6 separate regions of the Homo sapiens genome follow, and all the other regions are linked to region 1. A link is a contact called in ENCODE Hi-C or POLR2A ChIA-PET data. All regions are on one chromosome and are shown on one strand. The core of a region is the stretch at or near the end of the contact, and the rest is flanking DNA. Distances in the headings are between cores, read along the strand shown.

Evidence for each region. A loop is a pair of places that touch in the nucleus more often than their neighbours do. ChIA-PET counts read pairs that join two places held with the same protein, here RNA polymerase II (POLR2A). Pooled maps may share reads with other maps.
Region 2: a pooled map shows a loop between it and region 1 (4-fold over the local background). The contact joins the promoter of H2BC6-AS1 here to the promoter of HCG14 in region 1. A Hi-C loop is called at or near these places in 4 of 50 pooled maps. POLR2A ChIA-PET finds 5 or more read pairs at or near these places in 6 of 52 experiments (A673, B cell, H1 and 3 more).
Region 3: a pooled map shows a loop between it and region 1 (2.3-fold over the local background). The contact joins the promoter of H3C4 here to the promoter of HCG14 in region 1. A Hi-C loop is called at or near these places in 6 of 50 pooled maps. POLR2A ChIA-PET finds 5 or more read pairs at or near these places in 4 of 52 experiments (CD4-positive, alpha-beta T cell, HepG2, activated naive CD4-positive, alpha-beta T cell and 1 more).
Region 4: a loop to region 1 is called in a pooled map, with 2.1 times the contacts of the local background. The contact joins the promoter of H2AC8 here to the promoter of HCG14 in region 1. A Hi-C loop is called at or near these places in 5 of 50 pooled maps. POLR2A ChIA-PET finds 5 or more read pairs at or near these places in 5 of 52 experiments (B cell, HepG2, OCI-LY7 and 2 more).
Region 5: a pooled map shows a loop between it and region 1 (7-fold over the local background). The contact joins the promoter of H2BC10 here to the promoter of HCG14 in region 1. A Hi-C loop is called at or near these places in 9 of 50 pooled maps. POLR2A ChIA-PET finds 5 or more read pairs at or near these places in 6 of 52 experiments (CD4-positive, alpha-beta T cell, HEK293, SK-N-SH and 3 more).
Region 6: a loop to region 1 is called in a pooled map, with 4 times the contacts of the local background. The contact joins the enhancer-like site here to the promoter of HCG14 in region 1. A Hi-C loop is called at or near these places in 1 of 37 single-sample maps with no recorded cell type and 12 of 50 pooled maps. POLR2A ChIA-PET finds 5 or more read pairs at or near these places in 1 of 52 experiments (endothelial cell of umbilical vein).

Annotation. Positions count from the first base shown.
Region 1 is chr6:28,895,113-28,897,984 of GRCh38, forward strand. HCG14 (HLA complex group 14) reads left to right here and starts at 1,418. Exons shown (of 2, transcript NR_104117.1): 1 at 1,418-1,618; 2 at 1,999-2,208. It overlaps TRL-CAA1-1 (tRNA-Leu (anticodon CAA) 1-1), which reads right to left and starts at 1,216; the gene lies at 1,111-1,216. RefSeq lists enhancers at 1-459, 1,095-1,730 and a silencer at 521-684.
Region 2 is chr6:26,171,353-26,174,224 of GRCh38, forward strand. It overlaps H2BC6-AS1 (H2BC6 antisense RNA 1), which reads right to left and starts at 1,421. Exons shown (of 3, transcript NR_186648.1): 1 at 683-1,421. RefSeq lists an enhancer at 495-1,387.
Region 3 is chr6:26,195,883-26,198,754 of GRCh38, forward strand. It overlaps H3C4 (H3 clustered histone 4), which reads right to left and starts at 1,404. Exons shown (of 1, transcript NM_001376937.1): 1 at 902-1,404. The coding sequence starts at 1,368. The coding sequence ends at 958. RefSeq lists enhancers at 531-1,132, 645-754, 1,133-1,733, 2,476-2,535, 2,566-2,625 and 2 more.
Region 4 is chr6:26,215,432-26,218,303 of GRCh38, forward strand. It overlaps H2AC8 (H2A clustered histone 8), which reads left to right and starts at 1,490. Exons shown (of 1, transcript NM_021052.4): 1 at 1,490-2,006. The coding sequence starts at 1,544. The coding sequence ends at 1,936. H2BC8 (H2B clustered histone 8) reads right to left here and starts at 1,257. Exons shown (of 1, transcript NM_003518.4): 1 at 769-1,257. The coding sequence starts at 1,212. The coding sequence ends at 832. RefSeq lists enhancers at 371-500, 551-640, 721-1,070, 982-1,633, 1,501-1,920 and 2 more.
Region 5 is chr6:26,271,488-26,274,359 of GRCh38, forward strand. H2BC10 (H2B clustered histone 10) reads left to right here and starts at 1,444. Exons shown (of 1, transcript NM_003525.3): 1 at 1,444-1,925. The coding sequence starts at 1,489. The coding sequence ends at 1,869. It also overlaps the pseudogene H2AC10P. RefSeq lists enhancers at 695-1,034, 1,365-1,704, 1,775-1,904, 1,915-1,964, 2,375-2,534.
Region 6 is chr6:26,549,178-26,552,049 of GRCh38, forward strand. No RefSeq gene overlaps it. Among named protein-coding and RNA genes, the nearest start is that of TRA-CGC1-1, 2.9 kb to the right of the region's middle. RefSeq lists enhancers at 1-913, 1,173-1,707, 1,692-1,741. Within about 2 kb of position 1,439, at least 11 of the 41 ENCODE cell types and tissues checked have a DNase peak (open chromatin) inside an H3K27ac peak, as active enhancers do.

The DNA.
Region 1 (2,872 bases), core at 168-2,667:
GTGTTCCACATGGAAAGAACCCAAGATATATTAAGTGAAAAATGTCATAGCATGACTACATTTCTGTTAAAAAAAAAAAACAAAATGTTATATATATATGCGAATGCAGAGAAAAAAGAAATGTAAAAAATACAATAAATTTTTCACGGTGATTACATTTGCGAGAGGAACGTACAGCTTTCATATTTCATTCAATGGTTAAAATGGTACTCAATTTTGACTGACAAAACGGTAATGATCAGATGCCAAAACGAGTGTGAATGTGCATAATTTACGAAAGACATTTTTGAGAACTGGTTACATGAGTTTTGAAAATAGGAGAGCAGAGGACCTGTGTAAGATTTTTAAAGAGACTGCACTGTCACGAGCCACAGCGTTGTGAGATTGGTAGGAAAGTGCTCCAGGAAATATCTAGGGGAGGGCTTGGATCTGAGACACAGAGTGTGAGCCTGGTCGAGAAGCGGGAAAAGAACCCGCCCAGAGCCCCTTCTCTCCATTCCCTCGGCGAGGCAGGAAGCTATCTGCGTTCCGAATCCCGCGACATCAGGATTATCTCGCACTGCAGCACAGAGACCAATCGCTAGTAACCTCTGCCTTTAATTAGGCGTTTTTTGGCCCAAATCTCGCGGCTTCGTAAAAATATCGCGATGCTTCCGCTTTTAATGTTTTTAGTTTGGACAAGCCCTTTGAGATAAATTTAAAAGCCAATTCTTTTTTTTTTTTTTTTTTTTTGAGACGGAGTGTCGCTCTGTCCCCAGGCTGGAGTGCAGTGGCGCGATCTTGGCTCACTGCACGCTCCGCCTCCCGGGTTCACGCCATTCTCCTGCCTCATTCCCGAGTAGCTGGGACTACAGGCGCCCGCCACCACGCCCAGCTATTTTTTTTGTATTTTTAGTAGAGACGAGGTTTCACCGTGTTAGCCAGAATGGTCTCGATCTCCTGACCTCGTGATCCACCCGTCTCGGCCTCCCAAAGTGCTAGGATTACAGGCGTGAGCCACCGCGCCCGGTACCTAAAAGCCGATTCTTAAAAATATACGTTGGTAATTGTTTATGCCTACTGCTGAGATCAGGATATCTCTAAAGTAAGGAGAGGAAAAAGAAAAGTATGTGTCAGAAGTGGGATTCGAACCCACGCCTCCATTGGAGACCAGAATCCCCACCGCGGAGGAAGCTTAGCTTGAGTCTGGCGCCTTAGACCACTCGGCCATCCTGACACACTGCATAACAGCCCTGATTTTTGCACTAAAATAGAGATCAACAAGCAATGATTCTGTGTCGTGCACGCACGCAGAAACGCGATGACGTCAGGGTTGCTTGGTAACAGAAGGGCAGAAAGCCACTTGTGGATTGAAAAAGCAAAAGGGTTCGCAGGACTAGAAAATGTTTCTGCATAAAACTGGATCAAGTCTCTTACGGGCCTTATAACTGTTATCGCCATCTCGAAAAACGTGTGCGGGTTTTTTTTTTTTTTTTTTTTGCTCCCAGCCTGCCCAGATTTCAGGAAGGAAAGAAGATCTTTTGCTTCTTCGGTCGCTGGGTCGGCTCTCCAGTGTCTGATGTTTACTGAAATCTTGATCGTGGTTAGCCTCCCCCAGGACTTCATTGTTTGGAAGATGGTGAGGAACAAAACAAAACCCTAACAAAAGACCCCGGTTCTATAGGAAGGTCCCCTTTTAGCCCCTCTATTTTGGTTCCATTTGTCACTGCCTTGCCACTCGTCGAAGTTTGTCTTGGGCTCTAAAAGTGGTAGCCGGGAACGGCTGGGAAGGTCTCCACAGGGACCACCACATGGGCAAGGCTGGTGTCCGCGCCGAGGGATCGGCGATCCCAGGTCCGGGGAAACTCCGCGAGCGACGCGCTCGCCCGCGGCCTTCCTTGTCGCTCTCGGATGTTCCCGATTAATGGGCTCCAAGTGACCACTGCCAGGTCGGGGAACACAGCGGTAGTTTTTAAGGGGAGTGCACCACATCGCCTGATCCACTTTTCTGTTTCTCAGCCTTCGCCAAGCAATCTGAGCTCCAGGCCGGGAAGCCCCAAGGTCACAAATTTTAATGGAGCCCTGAAACTAAACAGAAATCATCCCTCCCACTAGAACAAGAGCCCCTAGAGGCCAGCGACACCGCTAAAATAACATGTGTAGACCAATGCCGTCCAGGTAACAGTGCCTGGCAAACACGGTAGAGGTTCAATAAATACATTTTAACTCAACCGTCTTAACTCTTGTATTTGGGGCTGTGAGGTTCAGATAGAGGAAATATAAAGTTGGATATTTTAATTAGATTTTGTCCTAATAGCTTACTTTTTGTATTTGTTAATATAAAAAAAATTTCCTTTTTGTAAGGCAAAGTTAGGTCTCTTTTCTGCATGGAGAAATAACTGAGTTTCAGTAGGCTCTATCTTAATTTCCACAGACTTCCTTGGTTTCATATCCTATTTTTGATAGAGAGAAAATTAGTAGTGAGAAGTACAGTGAACACTGGTTCCCCAGTCTCCCTCCAATACATGAGATTTGTATATTTTCTTTCGATTGGAAGGAAATTGTCCAGGAAGTGATTCCCAACATGGCAACTGTAATCTTACCCTAACTATAATTATTTTTTTCTAATTGCAAAGTACACACAAATTGTAGAACATACAAACATGTCAAAAATTAAAATCATCCATAATCTCACTAGTCAGAGGTAACTATTAACATTTTTATATATTTAGTCTTTCATATGGTATACATTTTCCAAAAATGGTCATGTGTAGTAAATAATTTGCTAACTTGCTTTCTAAATGAATATATTATGAATATATACTTGCTAAGTACTATATTTTGCATAAATCTTAATTCCTGCACATATTCCATATCAAAGTGGTATTCTTGA
Region 2 (2,872 bases), core at 171-2,670, 2.7 Mb before region 1:
TGCCTTCATTGTTGATCCAAACCTTTCTTCTAAGACCTCCCCTTTCTAGACATCTATCTACCTATTTTCACTTTACTTTCCAGCATCAAGGAGGTCTGAGTGGATAAGGCCTAAGCACTGATGTGGCTTTGGTAATGAACCTGAAGTTAAAAACTGGTTAGCTTATGCTAAGCTGCCATTTGAAAGGTCTCCTCCAGCATCTGAATTAAGGGAAACAATGTTTTGAAGCAGTCACAAAACTTTTCTGATGCATTAGATCTGAGGTAGGACCTGATAATTTGTACTTCTAAATTATGCAGGTGATGCTGATGCTGCTGGTCCGGAGACCACTTTGGAGAGTTTTACTTTAAAGGAAATGAAACTGCCCTAAAATGCTAATACTAAATAGCCACACAAAGCCGGAAAAAAGCAAAGAATTTCAAACCGAAGATGAGAGGTCCTGAAAAATAACAGCGGTCATCCTACTCCCGGTGCGGCTATGCGGCCATGAAAAGGAGTCTTGGGGCCGGTCGTGCCCCTCCACGCAGGCTCCCTCATAGGGTCATCCCATCAACCCTCGCCAAAAACGCCGGCCCCCTCATAGGGCCGTCCGGCCACGCCCCTCCGTGCCCTAACCACAGAGCCACACGTTACGCCGCCGCCCCGTTACGCCCATCCGGCTCCCGCATAGGGCGTCACGTACGTTTAACGTCGGCCCGGCGCGCGCGTCCGGGAGGTTGCCCGTAGGCCGCTAACTGGTGGTTCCCAGTCCCCGCCGACTCGGCCTCTTTCTTCTGCGGCCACCAGATCGCGGGATATCGGAGACTTCGAACAATCCGCTGGAGTCCTTTACAGTTTAAAAACAGAGGACCGGCCGGGCGCGGTGGCTCACGCCTGTAATCCCAGCACTTTGGGAGGCCGAGGCGGGCGGATCACGAGTTCAGGAGATAGAGACCATCCTGGCTAACACCGTGAGACCCCGTCCCTATCAAAAGTACAAAAAAATTAGCCGGGTGTGGTGGCACGCGCCTGTAGTCCCAGCTACTCAGGAGGCTGAGGCAGAAGAATCGCTAGAACCAGGGAGGCGGAGGTTGCAGTGACCGAGATCGCGCCGCTGCACTCCAGCCTAGGCGACAGAGCGAGACTGCGTCTCAAAACAAAAAAAACGGAGGATCGAAAATTTTGAAGACTGAGAGCAAGGCAACAATCTTCCCTTGACCTTTTTGCTCCTCTCACAAGGGTTTTTCAGACGGCTGAAACCAACGAAAAGAGTGAGGAAGCAGGCAGAAAATTTCAGCTTTAGTCTCTCAGCATCCTCCTGCTTTCTTCTCGGGGAGCTGGCACTTCCCCCTTCTCTAGTAGCTGTAAATACGCCTCCCAACTCCAAGGAGACCTTTCTTGCATCTCCCTTACTGTTCTCACGCCTGTAGGGCTCTTCGTGTGAGGATTCAGTGTATGTATGTATGTATATGAATGTGTGCGAATAATTATTTCCTAATTGAGTTTTTTTTTAAAAAAATCATCTTCCGGTACACGCAGTGCCGTACTCCATTAAACAGCAGGCACGGTGTCTAGGGTCCGCAGTTCTTTTGGAGGCTCATGAAAATATTTTAATTTCTTCTAAAGTCAGAAGGAAAAAAATGAACATTTAAGTCGAAGAAGATGTTACATATTAATCTTCATATGACTTTAATTTTTTTTTTTTTTTTTTTGAAACGGAGTCTCGCTCTGTCCCCCAGGCTGGAGTACAGTGGCGCAGTCTCGGCTCACTGCAAGCTCTGCCTCCCGGGTTCACGCCATTCTCCTGCCTCAGCTTCCCGAGTAGCTGGGACTACAGTCACCACGCCCGACTAAGTTTTTTTGTATTTTTTAGTAGAGACGGGGTTTCACCGTGTTAGCCAGGATGGTCTCGATCTCCTGACCTCGTGATCCGCCCGCCTCGGCCTCCCAAAGTGCTGGGATTACAGGCGTGAGCCACAACGCCTGGCCTATGCCCACTAATTCCAATTCTTATTTGATCTAATTGTTTATAGATTCTTGTGAACTTTTACCTTGACAATTATGTTATTTTCAAAGATAATCATCTTTTCCTATTGAATCCTTGCTCTTCTGACTGCCTGTTCCTATCTCATGGTATTGGCCAAACCCTGTGATGCCGTGTTGAATAGGAGTACTTTCTCACCACACTTGTCTTCCTTCCGCCTCTATGGGAATCCTTCCAAAACGGCACCATTAAGTGTTATACTCGCTGTAGCTCCTCCTTATGAAGTTCTCTTCTCATTGTAGTCTGTTAAGTGTTTATGATTAAAGAGTGTTATATTTTGTTAAATGCTTTCGCAGTATCTTTGGAGATGATCATGTTTTTTCTTTATTAATCTCTTTTTTATTTTATTTATTTTATTTTATTTTATTTTATTTTTTATTATTTTAGTTTTTATTTTGAGATGGAATCTCACTCTGTCTCCCAGGCTGGAGTGCAGTGCCCTGATCTAAGCTCATTACAACCTCTACCTCCCAGGTTCAAGCGATTCTTCTGCCTCACTTTCCCAAGTAACAGGGACTACAGGTGCGTGCCACCACATCTGGCTAAGTTTTGTATTATCAGAAGAAGATAGGCCGCCATTGGCCAGGCTGGCCTTGAACTCCTGACATTAAGTGATCCACCTGCCTCAGCCTCCTAAAGTGCTAGGAATACAGGCGTGAGCCACTGCTCTGGGCCTTCCTTTATTAATTTCTTAAACTGGCAGATTTAGAATACTAAACTTCCTTCTATTCTTAGAATAAACCCTATATAATCAGCTATTTATTTAAATAACATGGTCTCTGCAATTTCTCCTGGTTTCCATTTTTTCTCATAATAGGCATTTTTTTCTAAAAAACAAAAATGAATGTT
Region 3 (2,872 bases), core at 154-2,653, 2.7 Mb before region 1:
TTTGTTTGTCCTTGGGGATTTTTTTTTTTTTTTTGAAGGAGTCTAGCTCTGCTGCCCAGGCTGGAGTGCAGTGGTGTGATCTCGGTTCACTGCAACTTCCGCCTCCCGGGTTCAAGCCCTTCTCCTGCCTCAGCTTTCCATGTAGCTGGGACTGCAGGCGTGTGCCACCACACCCGGCTAATTTTTGTATTCTCAGTAGAGACGAAGTTTCAATGTGTTGGGCAGGCTGGTCTCGAACTCTTGGCATCACGTGATCCGCCCGCCTTGGCATCCTAAAGTGCTGTGATTACAGGCCTGAGCCACCTCGCCTGGCCAAGCTAAGGAGTTTTGAGGCCAGCCTGGGTAACACAGTGAGACCTCGTCCCTAAAAATAAATACAAATTTTTAAAAATTATTTGAATAAAGTTGGGCCTTGAAAACAAACGAGGGCATCTTCGTGCTAAGGAGTGCAGCGCCTCAGGTTCATTCCCGCCAAACCAGGCAGTGTTAGGAAAATCAAGACCGAGGCCAGAAAAGCCGCTGCAGTCATGCCCAAGACAGCTGTCCTGGCAGCCGAGAGGCCCAAGAAAGCTTGGGGCGTCCTTATTCCGAAAAAGAGTACTAAGCGGACCCCAAAAGCTTTTGCTGGTGGAGGCTGCTGGAGAAGGTTGGTTGGTCAAAGGTGGCCAAGAAAGTTCCCAAGCCGGAGGCATCCAAGCCTAAGAAAGCGGCCCCCAAAACAAGGAGATATAAGAGTACCTTAAAGGCTGTTTTAAGAACTCCCCAATTATAATAAAGCTTTTTGCACCAATTCCGTGAGGGGAGGGGGAACGGATAGAGGCAAGAATGCTTACTTACCTTGAGTGAACAGAGGTTCCAGTTTACGGACAGCAACAGTAAACAGCAACTTTTATAGAAAAGGTGGTTGGCTCTGAAAAGAGCCTTTGGGTTTTGGTTAGCACACATTCACAAGACAATTTACGCCCTCTCCCCACGAATGCGGCGAGCAAGCTGGATGTCCTTGGGCATGATAGTCACTCGCTTGGCGTGAATGGCGCATAGGTTGGTGTCCTCAAACAGCCCCACCAGGTAGGCCTCGCAGGCCTCCTGCAGCGCCATCACCGCCGAGCTCTGAAAACGCAGATCAGTCTTGAAGTCCTGCGCGATCTCACGGACTAGACGCTGGAATGGCAGTTTGCGAATCAGCAGCTCGGTCGACTTCTGGTAGCGGCGGATCTCGCGCAGAGCCACCGTGCCGGGCCGGTAACGGTGGGGCTTCTTCACGCCGCCGGTGGCTGGAGCGCTCTTTCGAGCAGCCTTGGTGGCCAGCTGCTTGCGTGGCGCTTTCCCACCCGTGGACTTGCGAGCAGTCTGCTTGGTACGAGCCATTGCGAACTTCTAAACCCTGCTAAATGACGAAAAAACGAAAGTCTAGCCTTTCGTACCCGTATATATAAAGACACCCCTGTTCTGATTGGACAAGGCAGCCTTTCCCCTGCAGCTCGATTGGTGGAGACGCCCACTCCCTGACAGAACATCTCCTGCATGTAGACCAAATATTAAAACTTTCCTCCGTCCATCTTTAACTGCTGGTGTTTTCAACCCTTTCCCCTCTGTGCCATGTTTCTAGCTTTTATTTAAAACGTACTTTGGTTTTCCTTGGCAAAATTGTGTCTAGCTACTAGGATGACGTGTCTTAATTTTTTTTTAAATGTTGGCGCTGAAACTGGCTTTGATCAACGTTTTAAAAAGACGCGCGCTAGTTGTGATTGGCCAAGTGATTTCTTTTTACCCTCTTAAGTTTAGAAAGGTTAATTTCATATCTTGATTTGTCTATTTAAACTTGGAGATATTTTCAATAATTTGTTCCAAATGCACCATGACTATTAACTCATAAGTAACAATATGAAACCTGATGTTAAGCTACATGAACACATTTAATTTCACCACAATATGTCATCCTCATATGAAAGCACTCTTATCTTTTACAAGTTCAACTGGTATTTGTGTAATCTGCTGTAAAAAAAAAAAAAAAAAAAAGCCAAATTTATAAATGGCACAAAAAGACCAGTGTGCCCTTTTAGTCATGCTGAACACTGTGCTAAGAAGCTCCACCTAAGGGCCGTCTGGCTCCAGGGGATGTAGGTTTGTATTCCTATTGATAATTAATTAGGGTTAGCTCAGTAGAGTTGAAAGTGGCTTGCAAAAACAAACCCAAAAAATACTTACAAATTACAGGTTATTTCGTATCATTAAGATGCATACAAAAGACAATAAAACATTTGTTCTGGTTCTGTTGCTTTAAGTCACTAACTATATTTTTATGTAAATGTAAACACTGACAAACATTAACTTCTCTCCTGTATGTCTCAGGCCTTTTAACAGCTTTGCAATCCTAACGAGCCGCTGCATTGATCGATTTAAATTACATGTGACATAAAGTCTCTTTGCATTTTAATTAGTTTGCTTTTTTGGGTTTTTGTTTGTTTTGAGACAGTCTCGCTCTGTCGCCGAAACTGGAGTGCAGTGGCGCGATCTCGACTCACTGCAACCTCCGCCTCCGGGGTTCAACATTTTCTCCTGCCTCAACCTCTTAAATAGCTGAAATTACAGGCGCGCGCCACCACGCCCGACAAATTTTTTTATTTTTAGTAAAGACGGGGCTTCACACCATGTTGGTCAGGCTGTCCTGGAACTCCTGACCCTGTGATCCGCCCACCTTGGCCTTCCAAAGTCCTGGGATTACAGGCGTAAGGAACCGCGCCCCGCCAATTTGCTTATGTATTTTTATGGCATCTTTAAAATGGACGGTTAGTTTCACGATTCAGTGTTAAGAACACCCACTTATAAATGGAAAAATTATTAAAGAAAACTGCAAAATAGCTATTTACAC
Region 4 (2,872 bases), core at 240-2,739, 2.7 Mb before region 1:
TCCCAAAGTGATGGGATTAGAGGCGTGAGCCACCGCGCACGGCGGAAAACGAGATTTTTTAGATCAACTTTACATTGCCAATGCCCATGGTATTCCCTCCACAACAAACTCCACAAGAGTGCTCAGAAAAGTCAAACTTGTTATCAGGTGATCTTTAGGGACCCAAAGACTACTCTTCCTACCCTTTCCAGTGTTGCCCAGGCTGGAATTGCACTAGCGTATTCACATGTTCCTGCAGTCTCTAGCCCGAGAGTTTAAGCTATCCTACCACCTCAGCCTACCGAGTAAATGATAGTACAGACGCAAGCCGTCACACCTGGTTAGCTTCATTTTTTTGCAGAGACGAGTTCTATGTTGCCCAGGCAAATCTGTTAACTCCTGAGCTGAAGAAAGCCTCATGCATCGACCTCCCAAAGTGCTAGGATTACAGGATCTTGCCAACACAGAACAGGAGTATCTCCTGATCAATTTTTTTTGAGACGAAGCCTCGCCTTTGTCGCCCAGGCTAGAATGCAAAAGCGCCATGTCTTTTCACTGCAACCTTTGCTTGCTGGGTTTAAGTGATTCTCCTGCGGCAGCCTCCCGAGTCTCTGGGATGACACGCGACTGCCCCACGCCCGGCTAATATTTGTATTTTTAGTAGAAACGAGATTTAACCACGTTAGCCAAACTGGTCTCGATCCGCACGCCTCGGCCTCCCAAAGTGCTGGGATTACAAAATCGGAAAAATTATTCCCTAGAAAACGGTGAAATTCAATATTAAAGCTCTTTATGTGAGACTTGAGTGGCTCTGAAAAGAGCCTTTGAGTTTTAAAGCACCTAAGCACACATTTACTTGGAGCTTGTATACTTGGTGACAGCCTTGGTACCTTCGGACACTGCGTGCTTGGCCAGCTCTCCGGGAAGCAGCAGACGCACGGCGGTCTGGATCTCCCTGGAGGTAATGGTCGAGCGCTTGTTGTAGTGGGCCAGACGGGAAGCCTCGCCTGCGATGCGTTCGAAGATGTCGTTAACGAAGGAATTCATGATGCCCATGGCCTTGGATGAGATGCCAGTATCGGGGTGAACCTGTTTTAGCACCTTGTACACATACACGGAGTAGCTCTCCTTACGACTGCGCTTGCGCTTCTTGCCATCCTTCTTCTGCGCCTTGGTCACAGCCTTCTTGGAACCCTTCTTCGGAGCAGGAGCTGACTTAGCTGGTTCAGGCATGCTGTCAGAAAACAATAACAGCAGTGAGAATGAACGCACTTAAATAAAAGCTCGTGTCTAGAGTCTCTCCTTTTATAGGCCTTTCATGCAAATAAAGAATTCAAAATATCCAGCTCTGATTGGGCAATGTGTTAGTGACGCATACATGTAAAATAGCCTTCACCTTATTTCCTTTCTAATTGGTTGGCTCGTCAAAGAACAATTTTAACCAATCAAATTGCGCCTTTCACAATTCTACCGATGACTATAACTAGCTTCTTATTCCTCCATCGAGCCCATTCTTTTTCTTTATTCAGTGGATTGTTAGTTCTTCTGCTGTTAGGAAGCCACTATGTCTGGACGTGGAAAGCAAGGCGGCAAAGCTCGGGCAAAAGCTAAAACGCGTTCTTCCAGGGCCGGTCTTCAGTTTCCAGTTGGCCGTGTGCACCGCCTCCTCCGCAAAGGCAACTACTCCGAACGAGTCGGGGCCGGCGCTCCAGTGTACCTGGCAGCGGTGCTGGAATATCTGACGGCCGAGATCTTAGAGCTAGCTGGCAACGCGGCTCGCGACAATAAGAAGACCCGCATCATCCCGCGCCACCTGCAGCTAGCCATCCGCAACGACGAGGAGCTAAATAAGCTTCTAGGTCGCGTGACCATCGCGCAGGGCGGTGTCCTGCCCAACATCCAGGCCGTATTGCTGCCTAAGAAGACGGAGAGCCACCATAAGGCCAAGGGCAAGTGAAATGATTACTAGTCAAATCCGTCAGTGATCCCGAGTCCCAGAAACCAAAGGCTCTTTTCAGAGCCACCCACCTTTTCTGTAAAGTGCTGGAATACACATACGATGCCTGAAATCTCAATGTTCACTGTCCTAATTTTTAACGAACGCTTCTGACGTTACTGGTCAGTTCTTTATTGAAATCCTTGCTCACATTTCATGCACTAATTTATCTTACTGGTGTTTCTTTGCAGTAAAAATGCGTTTATAAAGGTATACAAGAATAGAAACCGAGGTTGTGACACCAAGGTTTCACTGCGTTATTTTGTGTATAGGTCCATGCTGTGTATACAAATTTATCATTAATACACAGGCTGTTTATTCATGTGCACTTGTCAGAAAAGGGTGAAATATTAATACAGAAACGAGAGAACAAAGAAGGATAGCTGCCCATTAGCATTTCAGGGCGGGCTTTTTAAGTTTTAAAGATGACTGCATTCCGGCTGGGCTCAGTGGCTCATGCCTGTAATCCCAACACTTTGGGAGGCCAAGGAGGGCGGATCATAGGGTCAGGAGTTCGAAATCAGCCTGCCCAACATAATGAAAGCCCGTCTCTACTAAACAAATACAAAAAGTAGCCGGGCGTGGTGGTGTGCATCTGTAGTCCCAGCAACTTGGGAGGCTGAGGCAGGAGAATCGCTTGACTCCGGGAGGCAGAGGCTGCAGTGAGCCGAGATCACGCTATTGCACTCCAGCCTGGGTAACAGAGCAAGACTACGTCTCAAAAAAAAAAAAAAAAAAAAAGACTACATTCCTCTAGTGAGAATTGTGTTTGTTGGATTTCTCTTTTCAAAAGGAGCAATTAACACAGTATTCTAAAATAAACACTAAACGAAACTAAGCAGTAACGGCCTGACGCCCTAGGTCAGACCTGTAATCCCAGCAATTTGAAAGACTAAG
Region 5 (2,872 bases), core at 194-2,693, 2.6 Mb before region 1:
CGCGCAACAAAACCATTGGCTGAAGAGTCCAACGATGTGATTGGTGAATTACTGGAAAATCTGATTGGATGAATCACTTCATTTTTGAATCCTCTCTTCTCGGTTAGTCTGCGATCCAAGAACGTTAACTTCTTAAAGTTCTAATTCTGCGCTTCTCAAGCTGTAGTCCGTAAACGACTACTTTAAGACTTGGAAGACGCTAATTCTCATTCAGTAGATGTGTTGTGGGGCCAGATTCGGAGGACCACGTTTTGAGAAGTTTATCTTGTGCCGTTTTCTTGAGTCACCTGGACTGCTGCTAGCTGGAAACCTTTGACCATTATAAGGCAGGATTCCTGGGTGATGTACCTGGGAAATCACGAGCCAAGAAGTCACCGACATACAACAGTGAGCAACAAATGTTAACTGAATTCTATTTTGTCCCAAATGGTGTTTTGCTTCGGTTGAGAATTTTTAAGGCACAGGCTAATTTTAGGTTTTCCAACGACTCTTATCATTTACTTTTCGTTGGGTCCTATTGATGATATTCCAGGATACCACCCCCACTAGCCTCTTCTGCAGGATAACTTGAACACTGCAGTGGCCCTGTCCATCTAAACTTTACAAGGTTTTGTAAACGTTACTGAACTTGCTTCTTCCCGACTACATTAAAGCACTTACTTGAGATATTAAACATTTTCTCATTAGTCCTGTTTGCCTAGTCAGTCACTTGTATAGACAGGGCAACAGCACGGCCTGAATATTGGGCAGGACACCGCCCTGCGCGATAGTAACTTTGCCCAACAGCTTGTTGAGCTTCTCGTCGTGGATGGCGAGCTGCAGGCGTCGGGGGGTGACGCGGGTCTTCTTGTCTCGGGCCGCGTTGCCCGCCAACTCCAGGATCTTGGCGGTCAGGTACTCCAGCACCGCCTCCAGGTACACCGGCGCACCGGCCCGGACCCGCTTGGCGTAGTTGCCCTTGCGGAGGAGGCGGTGCACTCGGCCCACAGAAAACTGGAGACCAGCCCTGGAAGAGTGCGTTTTAGCCTTGGCGCGAGCTTTGCTGCCCTGCATTCCACATCCAGACGCAGTGAAGTATTTAAATACTTGTTTAGAAGAAGGAAAGTGATTGATTCTAGTAAAACGCAAGAGCTAAACTCTTATAATCTATATTCGGCAAAGTAGACTGTGCTATCTCCTGAACACAGATTTCAGCCAATCGAAAAGCAGGTGTTTAAAAAAATTTAAAAAAAAAAAAAAAAAAAAAACCACTTCTGACTTACATACTTATAGTTGAAAGGTCAAATTATGCAAGGTTGAGCTTCTGGGAGAGCCGATGAGATTTAGGAGTTCAGAAATGGCCTATCATATATTCAGACACTAAAAGAACCAATGAGAAACCGAAACTCAGCCAGCCTCATTTGCATATACACGAGGTAAATAATGAGGGCGTTTGGGCTCACCAGCATTTTCCTGTGGTCATTTGACGGTATCACTTCGGCTGCGAACATGCCTGAACCAGCTAAGTCAGCTCCCGCCCCGAAGAAGGGCTCCAAGAAGGCGGTGACCAAGGCACAGAAGAAGGATGGCAAGAAGCGCAAGCGCAGCCGCAAGGAGAGCTATTCCGTGTACGTGTACAAGGTGCTGAAGCAGGTCCACCCCGACACCGGCATCTCGTCCAAGGCTATGGGGATTATGAACTCCTTCGTCAACGACATTTTCGAGCGCATTGCAGGCGAGGCTTCCCGCCTGGCGCATTATAACAAGCGCTCGACCATCACTTCCAGGGAGATCCAAACGGCTGTGCGCCTGCTGCTACCCGGGGAGCTGGCCAAACACGCGGTGTCGGAGGGCACCAAGGCGGTCACCAAGTACACCAGCTCCAAGTAAACTAGTTACCTGGGTAAAAGCGCTAACGACCCAAAGGCTCTTCTAAGAGCCACCCATGTTGTCATTTAAAGATCTGTAATTTTCCAGACTTGGCATTGGCAAGGTAAAATGGCTAAGCAACACATGGGATAGTAAGGGTTTACTGAAACATCCAAGTTCGGCCGGGCGCAGTGGCTCACGCCTGTAATCCCAGCACTTTGGGAGGCCGAGGCGGTCGCGTCACCTGAGGTCAGGAGTTCGAGACCAGCCTCGCCAACATGGTGAAACCCTGTCTCTACTAAAATATACAAAAATTAGCCGGGAGTGGTGGCAGGCAACTTAATCCCAGCTACTTGGGAGGCAGAGGTAGGAGAATCGTTTGAACCCAGGAGGCGGAGGTTGCAGTGAGCCCAGATAGAGCCATTGCACTCAAACCTGGGGTATAAGAGCGAGACATCTCAAAAAAAAATCCAGGTTCGTTGTTTTTTCCCCTATAGATTGTAAGCGTCACCAAGGAGTAAGCTCGTATGCAGCTTAATATGACACATTTCACTCAGCAGCTAAGGAAAAATCGTGTTCTAGATTGATCCCCACTTTTCTTCTCCCCGCACACCACCATCTTAAAATTTTGTTTTCGTTTTTAGTTTCACTTTATCATCCTATTGCCCTTGATTTGGAGTAGCCGGGTGGAAATCAAGTTTGGGGTAGTCTTAAATCTAAAATAAGGTCTGAGAAAGCGAAACTCGTCTTTTAGTTCGTTGTTAGCTTGCAAATGGTTGGAGCGGCATATGATGGAGGAAATCACCTCTGTTGGTTGCATTTCTAAACCATGGCAGATCGCTACCAGACGTTCTCATATCCCCCTTGCAAGTCCACTGATTTCTCTACAAATTTTACTGAGTTTATAATTACTGGATTACTTCACGTAGCTATACATATTACCTCTTGGCAAGATCAGGAACTCTACCATCTTCTTAGCTGAACATATTGAGGTTTAAGACAAAGAACAGGCAACAGGATAGCC
Region 6 (2,872 bases), core at 189-2,688, 2.3 Mb before region 1:
AGATGTTCAATAAATTATTGTTGGATCAAAAAATTAAGATGAATAACCAAATTATATCAGGTTTCTGACTATAATAAAAGAGAATTATTAAGTGTTGTTGCCAAACTGTGTGCCCAGTGATTTACATGAAAAATTTTATTTCGAAAACCCTATGAGCTGAGTAGTATTGTTCTCATTTAACTTTACATTTAGACAAACATAAATTTAGACATATATCAGCCTGGGTGATCTAGAGGTTTTTTTGTTTGCTTGTTTGTTTTTTTGAGACGGAGTTTCACTCTTGTCGCCCAGGCTGGAGTGCATTAGCGCGATCTCAGCTCACTGCAACCTCCGCCTCCCGGGTTCAAGTGATTCTCTTGTCTCACCCTGCCGAGTGGCTGGAATTACAGGCGCCTGCCACCATGTCTGGCTAATCTTTTGTATTTGTTTTAGTCGAGACAGGGTTTCACCATTTTTGCCAGGCTGGTCTCGAACTCCTGACCTCGTGATCCACCCGCCTCGGCCTCCCAAAGTGCTGGGATTACAGGCGTGAGCCACCACGCCCGGCCTAGAGTTTTTAATAACCAAATTTCTGACCCTCACATCTGAGGCACTGAGCATGGAAGAGTTGGAAAGAAGAGGGAGGGAAACTTATTTTTCTGTATCTGTTCTTGCACCACTACCTTCTTTTCTCAATAGTTGTTGTGTTACAGAAAAAGGGTCCCGATCCAGACCCCAAGGGAGGGTTCTTGGCTCTCCCGCAAGAAAGAATTCAGGGCGAGTCCGCAGTGCAAAGTAAAAGCAGGTTTATTAAGAAAGTTAAGTAGTGAAAGTACAGCTACTCCATAGACAGAGTAGGGTGTTCCTGAAACGCGGAGGAAAGTGTCCACCCTAGATACATACCTGTAAGTATGGGGAGATGTGCTCTGCTACAAGGGTCTGTGATAAAGGATTAATTTTCTTATTATATTTTGTAAGAATCGATATTATTATCTTTAAAGCAAAATTTGGAATGCCTTTGTTCTCCAGATATGGGGACATCTAGACACTCCCAAGTCTGGGTCTGTTTAGTAAACATTATTAATTTGTTCCCTTAACCATAAACATCTAGAGGCTAGGAATGCCTGACTTTCTGGGAATGCAGCCCAGCAAAAGTCCCGGCCTCGTTTTCCTAGCCCTCACTCAAAATGGAGTCGCTCTGGTTCGAATGCCTCTCACAGAAATCCCGCTAAAATGTACCTCCCTCGGTTGCGGTGAGCCGTGATCGTGCCACTGCACTCCAGCCTGGGAGATAGAGTGAGAACTCCGTCTCAAAAAAAAAAAAAAAAAATACCTCCTTCTTCTCTCAAAACTCTCCAATGGCTTCCACCCTGGGTCATCAACATGGCCTGGAAGAGCCGTACTCTGGATACCCGAGGGCGCGGCCCCAGCGCCGCGACGCCCCGCCCCTCTGGCTGCTCCGCTCTGGGATGCACTTCCGACGCCCTCTAGGCTTGGGAGTTCCGCGCCTCTCGGTGTCGCCTGGGGGGCGTGCTCCGGTTGGCGCACTGATTCCCAGTTGGGTAGGGGAGGCTTGACTGAGCTCCCACCCGGAATTTCACCTTAGACCTTTAAAGACCTTGCTCCGGCCTCCCGCGCCAGCGCTAACACCTAGTCCTCTTTAGTGGAGTTCCGGCGGAAGGGGATGGCGGGCACCCGACGGTGGTCTCCTCCCAGATGGCGAATTTCCGCGGCTTCTTCATCTTTTAGCTCCCAGGGAGCCCTCTGGCCCCAGCATGAAGCCCATGGAGCCCTTTTCAAAATTGTATTTTTAAAAGCTTTTAAAAAATACACAGGATTTTAAAGAAAGCCAATTGTACTACAAAACAGTTTTCAAACGATTAAAATAATTTCATAGAGTAATGTGTGCTTCTCATTAATGCATTAAATATTAAACATCAAGACCCGTCTTATGACTGCTGTAATTTTCAAACAGTTGTCTTGGGTATTTGTAACAACTGTATTGTGATACAAAAATATGTGATTTTTCTTTTCTTTTTTTTTAGACAGAGTCTCCCTCTGTCGCCTAGGCTGGAGTGCAGTGGCGTGGTCTCTGCTCACTGCAAGCTCCGCCTCCCGGGTTCACGCCATTCTCCTGCCTCAGCCTCCCGAGTAGCTGGGACTACAGGTGCCCGCCACCAATTTTGTTTTTGTATTTTTAGTAGAGACGGGGTTTCACCGTATTAGCCAGGATGGTCTTGATCTCCTGACCTGGTGATCCGCCCGCCTCGGCCTCCCAAAGTGCTGGAATTACAGGCATGAGCCACCACCCCCGGCCAAAAATATGTGATTTTTCTTGATGACAGAGTCGTAGTTACTTCTCTTTCAATTGTGGTTTGTTACCTGTATTAGTAAGTGAAAGATATGTTAAATTTCAGTTAGAATAGACTAGAATCAGAAATAATCAGAATGCAGTGTGTGTGTTAAGAGTAAGGAATAGTTCATGCAACTTTTGTTTCTGTTACATATGTATGACTGAATTACGATGTAAACTAAACTAAATTGTAGGTCACCACCAAAAAAATGAAAGCTACTGCCACTAGGCCCAAGTTCTGGGTGAAGAACCACGTCTGTTTACCTGGGCAACCCCATGGATCAGGAAAGCAGGGGATCAGAAAGGAGCACGCTAATAGAGAAAAGAGGGAGCCTGTGCATTTTTGTTGCTTTTCAAGAAAGAGTTTAACCTTTAACAACTTGTAGCCATTGTTATTGCAACTTTTACTCCTATTGCAGATGAAAAGCTTTGTGCGCTGTGGCTCCCTTTCCAAAAGGCCCATCTATTTTCTAAACAGCTCCTAGGTTATGAGACCTATGGTCAGCTCAAGAGTCCTTCATTTATTCGGGGATATCAGCC